3 separate regions of the Homo sapiens genome follow, and regions 2 and 3 are each linked to region 1. Evidence: read pairs that join two places in POLR2A ChIA-PET (ENCODE). Cell type or tissue: CD4-positive, alpha-beta T cell. All regions are shown on one strand. Region 1 overlaps LOC101929007 (a long non-coding RNA gene). Region 2 has its middle 17 kb from the start of LINC00664. Region 3 has its middle 130 kb from the start of ZNF100.

Region 1 (4,000 bases):
TGCAGTGCCGTGATCTCGGCTCACTGAAACACCCACCTCCCCGGTTCAAGCCTCAGCCTCCCGAGTGGCTGGGACTACAGGCATGTGCCACCATGCCCAGCTAATTTTTTGTATTTTTAGTAGAGATGGGGTTTCACTCTGTTAGCCAGGATGGTCTCGATCTCCTGACCTTGTGATCTGACTGTCTCAGCCTTCCAAAGCACTGGGATTACAAGCATGAGCCACCGCATCCAGCAGTATGTTTTTATTTTTTATTTTCTTGAGAAAGAGTCCCACTCTGTCACCCAGGCTGGAGTGCAGTGGTGTAATTTTGGCTCACTGTAACCTCCACCTCTTGGATTCAAGTGATTCTCCTGCCTCAGCCTCCCAAGTAGCTAAGATTACAGGTGTGTGCCAGCACACTCCACTAATTTTTATATTTTTAGTAGAGATGGTGCTTTGCCATTTTGGCCAGGCTGGTCTTGAACTTCTGACCTCAGGTGATCCACCCACCTCGGCCTCCCAAAGTGCTGGGATTACAGGCATGAGCCACCGCGCTCGACCAGGCCTAAGTTTTATACTCTACCTCAGACTTTTATCATTTTGGCAGTTATTGGACACTAAGTCAAATACTAACAAAGTGAGCCAGTGATTCGCATTTAGCTATTGTTCCTTGTCTATAGCACCTTGGGTAGGAACCCTATGGGAAGATCAAGGCAGGATAAAGCCTTCCTTGGGATGCTGGCCATAACACTATCACAGCAGCGATGAAATCTTACCTTCTACCACTCCCATCCACTGTGTCTTCTGTTGTTAACTAAACATTCAGCTCCTTTCTTGGGGTGGAATGCCTTTTAGTTTATTCTACACCTTGACTGTCACAGGGGGTCAGTAATAGGGGAGAACACAAGTTTCTGGTTAGATAAATCTGGGTCGAATTCTACTTTTGCCACTATTAGTAGAGTTACCCCTAACAAAACATTTAGCTTTTCCAGTGAAGCCTCTGTTTACTCATCTGTGGAGTGGGACTTATAATGTCTACTTGTGTGGGTTAAGAAGACAAGAATTCATTAACCTATTTCCCACTTGCCCTGAGAACACTCATGTTTCTAATCCTAATGTGACATCATATACATTTCTGTTACATTAGGACTAGAGACAAGTTTTGTTTAGAAATAACTTCACAAACAGTTTTTATATTTTATTTTCAAGATAAAAATCATTCAGATTTGCTTCAGCTTCAAGGAGGATGTTTATGTAAAATTAAATGAGCACTGGCAACCAGCTGCACCTTTTCTTCTAAACGGGAAATGGGTTAAGTGGTTTAGATGGCTCTCAGCCTCAAAGGGCTGAAGACAGAAACTCTAGGCTCAATTTCCAGAAATGGCTCTCAACACCACATAGAGCTGGTCCATCAGAGGAGCTCCTGCTTCATCCAAAGGCAGGAAGCACTAAATCAGAAGATTGCCTTAGAGTTAGGAAGTCAATGCTGGACTCAAGCCCACAAAATGTCCTCGTCCTGCCTATCTCTTTGCTCGATTCAAAATCCCATTCATGTGGAGCTAATTGGAGAAATCAAAATCACATTTTTTTTTTTTTGAGATAAAACAGACAAAAATTTCTGCTCTTGAGAAATGTATATTTTAAGATGAGACTTGTTAAAAGAGACCTCTGTCTTATTTTGTATGTATGTAGAGCCATGGAAGTCTAGAGCTTTGATGTATGATGAATATGTGTTTCAATCTTCTCTGTTCTATAATCTTGGGCAGCTATTTTAACTTCTTTGAGCCTCAGCTTTCTCAATCCTAAAGTGAAGATACAAATTCCTATCTTATCCTCAATCAGTTAAATGTAGAATTAACTATATGATCCTGCAAGTTCATCCTTAGGTTACATACCCAGGGAAAATGAAAGCATACATCCACACAAAAACTTGTATGTGAGTGTTCATAGCTGCAGTATTCATAATGGCCAAAAGTAGAAACAAGTCAAATGTCTGTCAATTAATGAATAATTAAGCAAAATGTGGTATATCCATACAATGGAATATTATTCAGCAATAAAAAGGAATGAAGTACCAACACATGTTAAGACATGGATGTACCTTTCACGTAGCATATTATGTGAAAGCCAGACACAAAAGGTCACATTTTCTATGTTTTCATTTATATAAAATGTTTAGAATGTGCAAATCCACACTCAGAAGTTAGATTAGTGATTGCCTAGGACTGGAAGCCAGGGAGTAATTAGGGTGTCATGGTTAAGGGGCGTAGAATTTCTTCTGAGGGTAATAAAACTGTTCTAAGATAGATTCGATTTTAGTAGTGATAGATGAACAACTCTGTGAATTTACTGAAAGCCATTAAATTGTACACTTTAAATGAGTGATTTTTCTAGTATGCAAATTATATTTCAAAAAAGTTGTAAGAAGAAAAAGTTCTACCATGTAGGGTTCTTTGAAGATTAAATAAGCTAGGAATACAATATACCTAGTGTACCTAGTATACATAGTGCCTGGCATTTGGTAGGTGTTCAAAATATGCTAACATTTATTCTGTTGGTAATCCTTAACAGGCTGGTTTATACAAAAGCTTACAATTATGTTCATTGTTAACATAATACTGATGTATCCTTTCGTAATCAATGTGTGCCTTGAGCAGATAGCCCTTCTTTACCCTCAGTTCCAGCCCTTTCTTTGCTTCTTGAAATTTTACGTGTATCACAACCCAGCTCAGATGTCACCTTTTCAAAGCCTCCTTGTTGGTTCAGCTAAAAATCCTGGGCTTTCTGTATAGCATCCCCAACAAGGGGCATTCAGAGGCAAGCTCTGGTCACCATCTGGCTTGTTTCCAAATTATTTGTGAATGCACCACCTGTCCCTGTGTCCTGCCCTCTGTTTCTGGCATGGTGGCACCTGGCACAGAGGGAGTGATCCTGTAAGGAATGTGTTCACAGCACATGTGCTCTGAGTCCCTTGGCACAGCACCTATGGTGGGCAGAATTCTGAGATGATTCTCCTGACCTCTGCCCCCTGGTGTTAATGCTATAATTATGTGACATGGCAAGAGAAATTTTGTGGATGTCATTAAAGTTAGTAATCAGCAGACCTTATGCTAGGGAGATGGGTGGGCCTAACCTAATCACAGAAGCCCTTTGAAAGCAGAGTCTTCTTTGGCTAGAAAAGGCCATCAGAGGTTCATAGTGGGAGACAGATTTGACTTGAGGCTGGTTTTCAGTTACTGAGTTGGAGGGGTCCCTGAGACAGAACTGAGAACAGTCTCTAGGAGCAGAGAGCAGCACCTTGGCTGGCAGCTATAAAGAAGGACCTGGGTCCGGGCGCAGTGGCCCATGCCTGTAATCCCAGCACTTGGGAGGCCAAGGCAGGTGGATCACCTGAGGTCAGGAGTTTGAGACTAGCCTGGCCAACATGGTGAAACCCCGTCTCTACTAAAAATACAAAAATTAGCCAGGCATGGTGGCAGGTGCCTGTAATCCCAGCTACTCGGGAGACTGAGGTAGAAAAATCGCTTGAACCTGGAGGTGGAGGTTGCAGTGAGCTGAGATTGGGCCACTGCACTCCAACCTGGGCAAGAGAGCAAGACTCCATCGCAAAAAAAACAAAAAAAAGAAAGACCTGGTTACTACAATTGCAAGGACCTGAATTCTGCCAATGACCTGAATGAGCTTGGAAGTGGATTCTCCCCAAGAGCCTTCAGAGAAGGGCCCAGCCCAGCCAACACCTTGACTTTGGCCTTGTGGGACCCTAAGCAGGGAGCCCGGTTAAACCCACCTGGACTTCTGACTTATAGAACTATGAGGAAGTCAATAGGGATTATTATAAACTGCTACATTTGTCATAGTTTGTTGTGCTACAGTAGAATACAAATATATCCCTCATCTCTGGAGAGCAGTTTTATTCCTATTTTACAAGTGAGGAGACCCAGAGGGGTGAAGTCACTTGCCCAAGATTGCACTGCACATGAATGACAGGGCTGAGCTACAGCCTAGGGCAGGAGTCAAC
Region 2 (4,000 bases), 110 kb before region 1:
CCAGCTACTTGGGAGGCAGAAGCAGGAGAATCGTTTGAACCCGGGAGGCGGAGGTTGCAGTGAGCCGAGATCGAGCCATTGCACTCAAGCCTGGGGGACAAGAGTGAGACTTCTCTCAAAAAAAAAAAAAAAAAGAAAAAGAAAAAAAACTCTTTAACTTAAACACACACACAACTTCAGAGAAAACGTATCTGAGAATGTGAAACACCCAGCATTCATAGCCTGGCTGATTACTGTCAGTATCTCCCCTTTACTAAGCCGGTCTTTAAATGCTGGATTAGATGGCTGTTGTATAAATCCTCAGATATCACTTAAAAAAAAAAATCACAGGGCATAGAGAAAAGACAGGAAATATGTCCCACTTGAAGGAGCAAAATAATATCCAGAAATTGAATCTTAAGAAATGAAGTTTTTGCATATCTGATAAAGAATTCAAAATATTTGGCCGGGCACGGTGGCTCATGCCTGTAATCCCAGCACTTTGGGAGGCTGAGGCAGGTGGATCACAAGGTCAGGAGTTCGAGACCAGCCTGGCCAATGTGGTGAAACCTGGTCTCTACTAAAAATACAAAATAATAGGCCGGGCGTGGTGGCTCACGCCTGTAATTCCAGCACTTTGGGAGGCCAAGGTGGGCAGATCACGAGGTCAGGAGATCGAGACCATCCTGACTAATATGGTGAAACCTCGTCTCTACTGAAAAAAAATACAAAAAATTAGCCGGGTGTGGTGGCAGGCGCCTGTAGTCCCAGCTACTTGGAGGGTGAGGCAGGAGAATGGCGTGAACCTGGGAGGTGGAGCTTGCAGTGAGCCCAGATCGCACCACCGCACTCCAGCCTGGGCGACAGAGCGAGACTTCCATCTCAAAATAAATAAATAAATAATAATCATCATCATCTTAGAATGCTCAATGAACAAAAATAAAACACAAATAGACAACTAAATGAGATTTAGAAATAATGAGCGAAATATCAAAGATATAAAAACTTTTTTAAATTTTTAATTAATTTATTTTTTTTAGATGGACTCTCGCTCTGTTGCCCAGGCTGGAGTGCAATGGTGCGATCTCAGCTCACTGCAACCTCCGCTTCCCGGGTTCAAGTGATTCTCCTGCCTCAGCCTCCCGAGTAGCTGGGATTACAGGCACCTGCCACTGCGCCTGGCAATTTTTGTATTTTTAGTAGAGAAAGGGTTTCACCATCTTGGCCAGGCTGGTCTTGAACTCCTGACCTTGTGATCCACCTGCCACGGCCTCCCAAAGTGCTGGGATTACAGGCATGAGCCACCATGCCCAGCCAGCAGGCAGGTTTTCTTGTAGACGGAATGAAAGCAAGGAAAGCTGGAATGAGCTCAGCCCTATCAGGCACCCTAAAGGCTGCCTGGGGTTGCCTGCAAGGCCATCTAGCCTTCTGCTTCCTGGCAGGCTGGTCAAGCACTTATTCTGGTCTCTTTGAGACTTTGATTTCCTGGAAGGAGAGGGCCCTCCTTTCCACTGGACTGAGTGGCCAGGGCCATCCAGCTTCCCACCCTCCACTAACAACCATGGGGTGCCCTCCTGAGCACACACTGCCCAATTATGGCCCTTCTTAGGCAGGAGCTCATTTGTCTTACACTTTCAGCCTGCTGGGGCTTAGAAGTTATCAGTGCTGTTATTAAGATAGAGAAATGAGGGGGGAAAGTTGCTTTAAAAATCTTCCATAATCTTATTATGGAAATCACCAGCGCAGATGCCAGCACAGGTGGGGCTCCTGAGGATGCTGGGGGAGAGTTCCCAGCCTGTCCTGGCAGCCGGTCCTTGCCAGGGATGGCTCATGCCCCAGCTCCAGAGAGAAGCAGGTAGACATCTCTGCAAGGAGCTGCGGGCTGCAGCTCAGGACAGCCAAGCCCCACTGGTGGTGGAGTGGGGCTACATCCCATCAGGCTGTGTCTCTTCCACAGCAGACCCTTGGAGCCAGGAGGTGATTTACAGTGTGTGCAAGGCAGTAAGCTCCATCAGCTGCATGGCCTTCAGCACTCACTTCAACATTCACTTCAACTCTGATATCTCGCCACAGAAGCAGTGGGGACTGGCCTGTGCAGAAGCCCTGAAAGTGGGACAGAGCCTCATGTGGCCGGGCGGCAGGTGGGGCAAGGAGGGGTTCTGAGTCCTCGGTGCTGGTTGGCCTGTCTGCCCATCTGAGCACTGCTCCCTGGGAGTGTGCTCTGCAGGCCTCCTAAAGGAGGGCTGTGAGCTCATCACTGAGGCCCTGAGCACCTCCTTGCTCCTCCCCACTACATTACCGGTGACTATGCTGAGGTGGGCCTCGAGCACCCTCTGGGCTGTGTCATCAAACGTCTTTGGACCTGGCCTGGCAAATGAGGGATGGCAAATGAGGAGTCTGGAGTTTCATTGTCACCCTCTATGGTAGCAGGAAATGGGAGAGTCCAGGCCTGCAGGACTGGAACCCTATCGAGGGAGTTAAGAGGCTGTTCACTTCCCCTCCGGGCCCCATGTGGAGGAGTGGATGGAGTCTAGGGAGACACTGGGGAGTCACTTGTTTTGTCTGGGCTTCCCCTAGTTCCACCCTTTGTTAACCATTTCCTTGGGAGAGTTCAGGAAACTCCTGTGCTCTAGTGAGGCGGGACCTCCCCTCACAGGGTATTGGTGAGGAGGCGTTCTGAGACTCTGAGTGAGAAGCTACCACAGTGCCTGACAAGTACCTGTGGGAGCTGTCATCCTCTGTAACCACCATGTGGCCTTGTAGTGTTCAGGCTGCCTGTCCTGTCCTAAGGCTTGGTGGGGCTTTTGGGGGGTCAGCTGCTTTAGGGTCCCACTCTCTCCTCAAAGTGGCTGTTTTTGTGTTTGTTTGTTTATGGGTTTTAAAACACTTAATATTTCATTTATAGTAGTTTCAGGCTTGCATGTGTGTATTTGTATAGATTTTATTAGAAAGAAAAGGACTTAAGACAACATTTTTAGAAGGTCTCCGTGGCGCATAGAGTTCCATGTCACAACAGCTGATGTTGACCTCCTTCTGTTGCCTTTGTGCAAAGTATAAATAGAAAGTGCAAGCCAGAGGTGCCGAGGCTCAGTGTCTAGAGCTGAGCCACTTGGGCTTGCTTGCTGGCCTGCAGCCACGTGGACTCTGGGTGTGAGGTGTTGCCCATCCTGGATCAACAGCCCCCACCCCTCTCCCCAGGTCCTGAGTAACCAACACAAGGCAGTGCTAATGAGCAGGTGAGAAATGGACATCGAGCACCCCAATACCACCCAGGAAGATTTGAATGGCATTTGGACTCAGGCTGTGTGGGGGTAGGGGCTGTGTGGGGGTAGGGGCTTGTCATGGTGCCACCCACAGATGCCCCTGCCCTATGCTGCTTCCCCAGCAGCCAGCTGTCCATGGCCCTGAGCCTGTCACACCATGCCTGCTACCTCACGCTGTTCATGTTTGATGAAAACCATCCCAAGATGGTGCTGCTGGATGTGAGTGCTGGAAAGGGGGCAGCACCATTGTCCTAGGAGATTATGAGCTGACCAGATCCCTACTGACTGCCCCCCAGGACAAGTGGGGGCTGGTGCTGCATTGAATGATGCCCCCCCCAGGAGATGTGTTTGCATTGGCTCAATGAATATACAATGCAGAGGCATAAATGAAGACATGTGAATGGTGTATGTGGACATCAGCTTGCAGCTGGGAAAAAGGTGCCTCTCAGGTCCCTCATTCTTCCCAGCAACTGTAGAATGTGTCCATGCCAATGAGTGTATAGATCTGTCCTTCTTAACTTGTACACAACTCCAGGTCAGTTCCGAGTGAATGACATGCAGATGGGATTTCTCGAGTCATTTGTATGCTTCATATTATGGCTGCTGCTTTTGCTGCCACTACCCCCAGACCCAACCTGGTTTGAAGTTCAGGCTTTAAGTAAAAAAGATCGAGGGCCTCCTTGTGTTCTGGGATGGAAAGTCAGAGACCTGTGGTAGGGCTAGGGTTTTGGGTACACTTTAGTTTTGTGGCAGGATGA
Region 3 (4,000 bases), 56 kb after region 1:
CTCCTTTACCCATATCATCACCAACAGTTGGTGGGAGAGTATCCATGTAATCCCAGTCTTCTGTGGCATCTCCATTATTTGCAGATGGAGATATGACACAGTCATACAAATCTATCTGGCCATACCCACGATATTCAGCTTCCTGGTTTAACTCTTCACCCACATCTCGTAAATGTCTATGTGGTCCACGCTGTCTGCCATCTTCCCTCAGCCTCGGCCACTGCTGCTGCCGCCACCAAATAAGTACATTTTTGATGGTGACAGAGTAATATCAATGTCTAAAGTTTTGGTCTATCTCTCAAAATTGAGAAGTTGACCAAAAGGGAGAAATTGTTAAATTAATTATGCCTAAAGCTGCCCCCTTTCCTGTTTAACTTTGGTCACTAGGTTTTTTATACATAGTAAACTGAAATCTAACTGGGTATATAAATAGACCAACCAATTATTGTACAAACCTCTGTGTTTTTGCCAATAAAAGAACATCAAGTGTTCAAATCATGATTAAATAAGGCAAATCCCAACCTGTAATCAATCTGGCTGTTTCTGTATCTCACTTTCATTTTCTGTATGTCACTTTGCTTTTGCTGTTTATAAATCTATTTTCATCATGTGGCTGTGTTAGATTCTCTCTGAGCCTACTCTGGATCCACAGCCTACCCAATTTGCAAATCATTCCATGCTCAATTGATCTCTGTTGCTCACGTCTGGGAGCACTTTGGGGGGCTGAGGCAGGTGGATCACGAGGTCAGGAATTCAAGAGCAGCCTGACCAACATGGTGGAACCCTGTGTCTACTAAAACTACAAAAATCAGCTGGGTATGGTGGCGCATGCCCATAATCCAGGTACTCAGGAGGCTAAGGCAAGAGAATCGCTTGAACTGGGGAGACAGAGGTTGCCGTGAGACAAGATCACACCACTGCACTCCAGCCTGGGTGACAAAGCAAGACTCCATCTTTAAAAAAAAAAATTAATGTATCTAAAGGTTTTTTCTTTTAAAAGATTTCAAATATTTTCTATGATGAAAACTAATAATGTGCCATTGGACTTTGATTTTCTAAACTCATCCCTCAGCTATTTCTCCAAATTATTTTATGTCTTTACAAAATGCTTCTCCAGTTTCTTTCTTTCCTTCCTTCCCTCCTTCCCTCCCTCCCTCCCTTCTTTCTCTCTTTCTTTCTTTTCCTTCCTTCCTTCTTTCTTTCCTTCTTTTGACAGGGACTCACTCTGTCATCCAGTCTTGATTGCAGTGGTGTAACTACTCATAGCTCACTGCAGACTTGACCTTCCAGGTTTAAGCTATCCTCCTGCCTCTGCCACCTAAGTAGCTGGGACTATAGGCATGCACCACCATGGGTGGCTAATTTCTTCATTTTTGTCATGGAAACAGAATCTTACTATGTTGTTCAGGCAGCACTGGAACTCCTGAGCTCACATCATCTCCCATCTCATCCTCCCAAAGTGCTAAAAATACAGGTGAGAGCCACCATGTGCTTCTGCAATTTTTGTGAGGATTATTCCCAATGATAAAAAGTACTCTATGAGCACAAATCTAAAAGGAATCTGACTTCTTCTGTAGAAGTGTCACTCTCCAGGATTTCAAGAGTCTAGGGCAGGGCAGCTACTTTAGTAGTGTGATCTATGGAGGTGTATGGGCTTTGGAGTCAGATAAAGTTGATCCTGAGTCTCAGCCCAGCCACTTAGTAGCTGTAGGTCTGCACAAGTTTCTTGATGTGGAAGAGTTCTATATACCACATATGTAAAAAAGGTAGAATATTACAAATTGTAAAATGATTGCAAAATGACAACATTTTTTCATCCTACTTGTATCTATGCCCATAGCCAGGTGCTTTTACAGCTGTTTCCTTAAGATCTGGAATCTGTTTTCAAAACCCTATATCTGGCTGCCCTTATTTGCTCAGGTCAGTAGAAACCTGTGAACATGACAGTGGGCCAGTTTGGGGCCCAGGCTCAAATGGTATTGACTGCTTCTATTTTTCTTTTAGAATGCTGCCATCTCCATGAATAATGCCCATGTTAGCCAGCTGGAAAATAAGATACCATGAGGAGGAGAAGCAAGGTGCCGCTGTTGACAGGCCCAGAAGAAGAAACTCACCCCCAGAAGCAGAGCTGTCTAGTCAACAAGCAGCTGATGATACATGTCTGAAGGAGCTCAGCTGAGACTGGAAGAATGGCCCCACTCAGCTCGGCCTAAATGGCTGATCATTTCAATTATGAACTAATAAGTTTTGGATGATTTGTTATGCTGCAATAGCTAACTAATACATGCACCCAGTACAGATAGGTTGCCAGGATTCAGAGACAGGTTGACTACCAGTTGGCTTCTAACAGTGGACACCCTCTAGGTACTGATTTCTTCCCCTGATTTAAAGTTTGATGTTTTGTGAGAGAATTTGGGTAATGCAGAAATACCTGTAGACATGTATGCATGTGATTGGTGCTTAGACTCACATAGTCCCCCACACCACAGGAGAAAACAGATAAATACAGCCTGACCATTAGGGCCAAGACCAAATAGCAAAATATGTTTGCTTTTAATCTATTTTCTCCATCTCTAAATACTGGAGTTCAAGTGTGTGGACAGAACTGAAGACAGCTGTTTTTCTCCTGTAGCCCCATCATCTTTTGTTCACTATCTGGTCTCTAAAAGAAAGGTGGGCAACAGGTGACCAGCAGTTGCTTATTACCTGTGGCTATTTTATTCCTACTGCCTATATGCTCTTAATTTTATACTTTATTATCTAGAAAAGTGTCATATGTATATTGGTGTTGTGGGCCTTATGCTATTCTCTTCTCTCAGAGTTAGAGAATATTTTAGAGAATATTTCTGTGTTAAAAATTATTGGAGAATTTCAGTCATTTCTATTAATCAGAACCAATTCTCTTTACTCTGTCATTTTATTTTAATTCAAATGATAAATTCTGCTCATGACCATTTGGTAAATATATGTGTGTCTGTGTGCTTGCGTTTTTCAGGAGCCATTGTCATTTAGGGATGTGGCCATAGAATTCTCTCTGGAGGAGTGGCAATGCCTGGACAGTGCTCAGCAGGGTTTGTATAGGAAAGTGATGTTAGAGAACTACAGAAACCTGGTCTTCTTGGGTGAGAATAACTTTAATACACAATTTCTAATATACCCTAAAGGTTTCCTTTCTCTTTTTTTGTGGAATGATTTTTGGTAATTTACGCTTTGCATAAATGAGTTTCTGATCCATTTTTTCAAAAAAATCTTGAGACTTTGTCTGTGTGGAAAAGAAGGTATTCAAGATGTCTCATCTTGACCTGAACTTTCCACATTCCTGAGCTGGTCTGTATCCTTCACTCTAGATTAGTGGTAATTCCAGAAATGTAGTGGCATAAAATATTGTTGCCCATGTTTTTAGGCCAGGCACGGTGGCTCACTCCTGTAATCCCAGCACTTTGGGAGGCCAAGGTGGGCAGACCACGAGGTCAGGAGTTTGAGACCAGCCTGGCCAACAAAGTGAAACCTTGTCTCTACTAAAAATACAAAAATTAGCCGGGCATGGTGGCACATGCCTGTAGTCCCAGCTACTCATGAGACTGAGGCTGGAGAATTCATTTGAACCCAGGAGGCAGAGGTTGTAGTGACCCGAGATCGTGCCACTGCACTCCAGCCTGGGCAACAGAGCAAAACTCTGTCCCACTCCGCCCCAAAAAAAAAAGTATTTATATATAGTTGCCCGTATTTTAAAATCTATTCATCAGCATCATGAGTACCGGGTAGTGAAATTAAGGACCTACAAATTTAAAATATTTTCTAAACATTTAGAAATTTCATTAGTATTTTGAGATTAATTTTGGGAATATTCTATTACCTCCTCTTTACTAAGCATACTACTAGGTTGGTAATTGGAGAATAAGAGAAAGATTCAAGTTATTCATTTCTAATAAAGCAGGTATTGCTGTCACTAAGCCAGACCTGGTCACTGTCTGGAGCAAGGAAAAGAGCCCGAGAATAT

Evidence for each region. Peaks named below come from ENCODE experiments on the same cell type or tissue, not always from the same donor. Only the 100,000 strongest peaks of a DNase experiment are listed, where the experiment ranks them.
Region 2: POLR2A ChIA-PET joins it to region 1 with 7 read pairs; 3 of 35 experiments call an interaction of 5 or more read pairs at or near these places.
Region 3: POLR2A ChIA-PET joins it to region 1 with 7 read pairs; 2 of 35 experiments call an interaction of 5 or more read pairs at or near these places.

The regions. Positions count from the first base shown.
Region 1 is chr19:21,578,978-21,582,977 of GRCh38, forward strand. All of the region lies in intron 3 of LOC101929007 (a long non-coding RNA gene), which reads right to left. Among named protein-coding and RNA genes, the nearest start is that of ZNF429, 75 kb to the left of the region's middle. In CD4-positive, alpha-beta T cell, no CTCF peak of the experiment used is centred here; no DNase peak of the experiment used is centred here; H3K27ac peaks cover 1,311 bases.
Region 2 is chr19:21,464,543-21,468,542 of GRCh38, forward strand. No RefSeq gene overlaps it. Among named protein-coding and RNA genes, the nearest start is that of LINC00664, 17 kb to the right of the region's middle. In CD4-positive, alpha-beta T cell, no CTCF peak of the experiment used is centred here; no DNase peak of the experiment used is centred here.
Region 3 is chr19:21,634,976-21,638,975 of GRCh38, forward strand. It overlaps the pseudogene CPSF6P1. Among named protein-coding and RNA genes, the nearest start is that of ZNF100, 130 kb to the right of the region's middle. In CD4-positive, alpha-beta T cell, no CTCF peak of the experiment used is centred here; no DNase peak of the experiment used is centred here.